Linked DNA regions of Homo sapiens: region 1 is linked to region 2. Evidence: chromatin loops called from intact Hi-C (ENCODE). Cell type or tissue: HCT116. All regions are shown on one strand. Links, peaks and the distances in the headings refer to the core of each region. The heading gives the core; the rest is flanking DNA.

Region 1 (2,915 bases), core at 284-2,783, 500 kb before region 2:
GTATGAGCCATACTGCCTGGCCCCTGCGACACCATCTATCCTGTATTGCCATTTCTTACAAAAGAGTCTTTTCTTCCCTTCCAGAGCAACCATGTCAGCTTGCCCTACCTCCGTCTGTTCTCCACACCACACTTAGAAGAATCTTCAGAAAATACAAATCAGATTATGTCACTGCTCTGCTTAAAATTACTCAGAGGCTTCCTATTATCTTCCAAATAGAATTTACCCTTTTCCCATGGTCTATACAATCCGGCTTGGCACCTCTCTCTACCCTCCCCTTGCTCCCACTAGGGTCCTGCTACACTCCTCACCCAAATAAGAGACCTCTCCACCACCAAGTTACTCACTTTTCCATTACCCTGTTTTATTTTCTGTGCAGCCAGCATTTTTCTTGATCTGAAATGATTCTATTTATATACTGGTTGACTTGTTTGTTGTTTGTTACACCCTCTCATTAGGGTGTAAACTACAGAGATGGGGGGCCCCTTGTAGAATCTTGCTCACCTCTGTAATACCCATATCTGAGACAGAGCCTGCTGAACAAACAATCCCCCAGGCCACAGTGCCCAGCACTTATGAGCTCATCAATAACTGTGAGGACATTTGCTTCAGATCTCAGGATACCCCTGCACCAAGGCGATGGCTGTTGCTTCTGCCTAGCACTGGAGAGGTTGGGAAGAGCAATTTTAGAGCTGCCGGGAGAGATGGGCCCATCCCTGCTTGACCTACCACACAAAGGGTGTCAATGCGTGGGTGCCAGGTGTCACAATGGGCAACAGGGGAGGAATGTCCTTTTTCACATCCCTTCCTCACTTGCCTCTGCAAATCACTCGTCTTTCTCACTACTCTCATGACACATCAGTTGATAATGCATGATTTCTTCTGAGACATGCCCATTTTAATAACACCCAACAAAATTCCAGGGGTCTTGATAGGCAGAGCCTAGAGAATGGGTTTTTTTTTTGTTTGTTTTTTCATTTTTTTTTTTAAAGTGAAACCCCAGTGCCTCACCTAGAGAATTCCTGACTCGCTACTGGTTGGACTTTGCTCCTTTTTCCCTAAGAGGTCTAAGGGCATCTTTTCTGCTGCTTTGGAAGAACTCTCATTTCAGGATATGCTCAAAGTGTCAAGAGATCAAATTTAGACAGGATGGTGCTGGAATGTGACTTTCTTTCCAGACTAGGTACTCTTCAAGTTGGCCTGTTTGATGTCTTCTATCTCATGGAGCCCCTACGCATTTCTTTTTTCATTTCCCTTTAAATTAGTCCACTTGGACAAATAATTAGGCAGTACTGCAAAGCAGGCAGTGGCTCAGTCCTAGGGAGACAAAGATGTGTCAGACCCAGTTTGTTCTCAAGGAATCCCATGTTTAGAGATGGAGAGAAAACAGTTACATGGACATAGATAGGGAGAACAGACGTGTGAAAAATGGTAAAGACACACAGCAAAGGCACAAGAAGACAGTACAGCTTGGGGTGAGGCCAGGTACGGCTTCCCAGAAGAGGTAGGCATAAGCCTTGAAGGGTAAGTGAAAGACACTGGGAAGACCGCCTGCAAAGGGCTTGTCTCCTCTTCCTCCCTGTCCTCTTCACTGGCTACAGGTCAGGACACCTACCAGGAAGTGCCCTCAAGCCCTGAGCTACTCATGAGAAAAGCTCCTCCCTCTAATTCCCCTGCTGCAGACCCCAGGGTTACTGGAGGCCCAATGTCCTGCCCTGGTTTATGAGCCATCAAGTCATTCCCTGGAGGAGACTTACCTTGTTCTCTGCGTCTGAGAGGACGATGTCCTGCTGAGTCACAATTTCCATGGGACTGGTCAGGAACAGATCCTCTTCTAAGCTAGCCTCTCCACTGTTTGCCTTATTCATGGGAATGGCATTGGGTGACCGCTGCCCAAACTTGATATTCTTGCCCAACTGTTGCTGGAGAGAAACAGAAGAAAGACATTCTGAAGCAGTGAAGCAGTTCACAACCACCACAACCAGGTTCTCCAGCATGTCTAGTGAGCACTGAGGCATACCTTGTGCACAACTGATTTCTAGACTCAACACCATGCCAGGAAACCATGATGCCATCCTGTAATAAGTTAATTTGTTTTCCACTTTCTTCTCTTTTCTTTTTTTTTCTTTCCCACCTTCAAGCCATGAGCTTTTTCATCCAGCCACCTCTTTCATGGAGATCCCAACATTTCCCAGTGGGCATGGTGGCCACATTTTCTGAACCAAAAGTTGGGATATATGTTATGACAAAAATTTTTCATTAACCTATAAATTCATTTACATAAAAAGTCTCTTAAAAGTGCAAAAAAAATTATAGAAAACAGTTACATGAAATGTAGGAACCACTGAGGGAAATCAAGACCCTAAAGGTTGGTGCAACTCTCCAGCCCCTTTGGGACATATTCACTTTGAAGATTTATACTTCCGCAGCCTTCCTCACCAGCCCTTAGCTTGAGACCCCAAACCAGAACATTGCATTCTGCCACACTGGGTCGCTGCCAAGGCAAAGAAGGCCCCAGGGCCAGCAAGTCTTTCCATGATCAATACTAAAACCCTATAAAGGATAGGAACAATCTGGACGTCCTCTTTGCCTTGCTGTGGCCACCTAACCGTGACAAAGGAGACAGAGGAACCAAATGGGGAAAAGCCAGGGAGGGACTGACTACTGGTGAGTGGTGGCTAGAAGGACAGGGAAAAGGGAGGGGAAAATGGGGTAGAAATTCGGAAGATTAAATAGTATTTGCAAGTAGAGGAAGGCCAGATTAGAAAAGCAAAAATGTCTCCAGAAGTTGCCCAAAGTCCCCTGGGGGGTAAAATTGCCCCCAGCTGAGAACCACTGCTCTAGACCTAGGTCCTTGGGTTACATAGTCATTATATTCCTCAAAGAATATATTTTCTGAAATGTTCATCTTTCTC
Region 2 (2,915 bases), core at 251-2,750:
TCCCTTTCTTATACTAACAACCTCAAATAGAACCAGACATTTTAAGGTCAACATATAATATACAAAGGATATCTATTGTTTTCCTCTGCCTAGCACTCTTCCTTTTTTCTGGTAGAAGAATCCATCTTTTCTATGAAGAAGCCATTCCACGTGTAGAGGTGGAGCTGTTCCTCCTGCCCCTTGCTTATGCATGAATCTGGCCTGGACTTAGCTAATCAGAGTCCTCCTTCCCCTAGTCACGGTGATTGGTTCAGGGCTGTGTATATGACCCAAGCAGGACTGTGCCTAACTTACCGTCTCCCAGCTTCAAACCCATCCTTCTTTTCCTTGCTTTGGGATCTTGGAACTGAGCCCTGTAAACATTTCTCCCGTGCTTGCTAGTGGAATGTTAAACTGCACCAATCGAGAACAATGGGGTGTCCCTGCAAGGCAATAGCAGCAGAAGAATCTTCCTTTCCAGGTCCTGGTCCTACATTATTATTATTATAATATATATATATATATATATATATATATATAAAATGTTGCATATTAAATGTATAACATTATTGTTCTTATTAATTCGGGTGGGAGCCCAGGGGCTGCACCAGTGAGCTCTAGTTGTATCCTCAGGCCATGTGCTCCCCATCTGCAACCACTTTTCAGCAGCCGTGCTCAGCCACACCCTTAGGCAGCAGTGGGCTGCTTCAACAGACAAGTTGCAGTCTGTCCACACCCTCCTTCAATTGCAAGCTGCTTCTATAGACTGGCTGTGGTCTGTGACCTATGGCAAATTGACTTACCACCAGCAGGCTTCTGGCTCCTGCATTAGCCACATCATTTTCAAAGGGGTCTCAGCCTCATCCTTCAAAGGAGAGGGCTCCTTTAGTCCTTGGTTCCTTTATTGTTAATTCATCCTGAGCCTACAATTAGTAGCTGCTCTTTCGTACCTGCTGTTTCTGGATTCAATAGCGTCCTTGTGTGTGTGTGGTGTTTTGGTCACTTATTTAAAAAAGTTGCAGGGGATGTTAACTTTTACTGAACCATCTTCTACTGCTCTGGTTAAAAATTGTTTTGTTAAATTTTTCCTGTTCAGATAACCAATGTGGTTTCTGTGTCTAGAATGGATCCTGACTGATATAAATGTCCTCTGAAATTTTATACAGGTTCTGTGAAAACAATGATGATCTTTATCTTCTTACTGGATTGAGAGCTGTAAGTATAAGGTAAACAGAAGCTGCTTGATGCCATTGTCCCCAGTGACAGAGAGGGAGGCTATTTTCAGTTAAAAAAAAGAAAAAGATGAGGTCATGCACAGAGAGAGAAATAGATGTGAGGTAAATGAGGATGGAGAGAATTCTGATGTCATCATTTGACCCCTTGGATCCAGCCATGCCTGAAGATAGCTCTCCAGTCATATAAACCAATAAATTCTTTTTCTTAAGTAAGTTTGGGTTGGATTTCTGCCTCTCAAAGTTGAAACAATACTAATTATGATATAAAGTAGCCTTGCCACAAAGAAAATAACCACTCATTCACCTTTCATTTTCTGTTTTAAAAGTACCTTTAATTTTTAAAAGGATTGCCTTTTTAGCTTTATGCATAACCTACTGAAGGCTGTCTGTCAGCCCTCCTTCACTGAAGGGGTGTTGGGGCGGTGCATCGATGTGTCCATGACAGTGGTAACTTGCTTTGTCTAAGGAATCAGAGAGGGCCTCCCTAAGAAAGTGACCACCCAGCTGAGAACTGAAGGATGAGTTGTCAAACTCTAACAGAGTTAAAGAGTCAAAGAGGGGATTTATTAATCTGATCATCCAACCAACACTCATGTGCAAAGTATTATGGTGGATGCTAGGGATACAAAGCTGAATACGCTCCCCTATTTTAAGGAGGCTGTATTAACTATGTCTTGTATTTTCTGTAATCTGATGCTTGGACATCTGGGGCCTTGCTGACCCTGAAGCGATGTCCCCTCCCAGAGTTTGTTAATTTCTAGAGCTAGTAAATACCTCACCTGAAAGTATAACTTTCAGCTGCAAACCAACCAATCCAGATCCCATACCCCCTCTACCTTCTTTATCTCATATTCCTGGCCATCTGCCCCAATCACTCCAGAGCCAAGTGCTAGACAATTAGGCCAGTCTCTATGCTCCAGAGCCTGCTGAAATTATTCAAACTAGCCAATCCTAAACCTGGTTACCCTGTGTCATCTCTTCCTGCCTGTGGAAATCGTAATAAAAGCTCTTGCCCACAATTTCCCCCTATCTCTGCCTCCTGACCAACCCTGGTGCTTCCCTGTGTCTCCCCCGACTCCATTGTGAGACATGGTATGCCCCTTCCTCCCTTCTTCCTGGGATCTGTGAGTAAAACGAAGCCATCTTTTCACTGGCAATAGTCTCCCAATCTGTTGGCCTTATGGAACCTCAAATTTTCTATCAATACACTATATTTTAAGACAGACCATACTAAGGAAACTTCAAAACTTTTTCATATCTCAACTAATCAAAAGCTTCTTGAAAACAGACCACACATCTGCTTTATCCATTACTATATCCTCAACAGTAACTCATTTGTTATTATAATTGCCCTATATGGATTTTTGAGCACTGTTCATCTAGTATCACTTATATTCATTTTTTCTTTCTAATTTCCACTAACTCCACTCCACTTCAGGATTTTTTTTTTTCCTAAGATGAAGTCTTGCTCTGTTGCCCAAGCTGGAATACAGTGGTACAATCTTGGCTCACCATGACCTCAAACTCGTGGGCTCAAGTGATCCTCCTGCCTCAGCCTTCTGAATAGCTAGGACTATAGAGGTGCATGCCACCATGCCCGGCTAATTAAAAAAAAAAAAATTATAGAGAAAGGGTCTCGCTATATTGCCCAGGCTCATCTTGAACTGCTGGCCTCAAGTGATCCTCCCACCTCAGCCTCCC

What was found. Peaks named below come from ENCODE experiments on the same cell type or tissue, not always from the same donor. Only the 100,000 strongest peaks of a DNase experiment are listed, where the experiment ranks them.
Region 1: a loop joins it to region 2, with 6 times the contacts of the local background. A loop is called at or near these places in 1 of 110 quality-filtered maps.

The regions. Positions count from the first base shown.
Region 1 is chr4:56,306,542-56,309,456 of GRCh38, reverse strand. It overlaps CRACD (capping protein inhibiting regulator of actin dynamics), which reads right to left. Exons shown (of 11, transcript NM_001393381.1): 5 at 1,758-1,922. Among named protein-coding and RNA genes, the nearest start is that of AASDH, 79 kb to the left of the region's middle. In HCT116, for the core only: no CTCF peak of the experiment used is centred there; a DNase peak (open chromatin) is centred at 1,796.
Region 2 is chr4:55,806,144-55,809,058 of GRCh38, reverse strand. No RefSeq gene overlaps it. Among named protein-coding and RNA genes, the nearest start is that of EXOC1L, 12 kb to the left of the region's middle. In HCT116, for the core only: no CTCF peak of the experiment used is centred there; no DNase peak of the experiment used is centred there.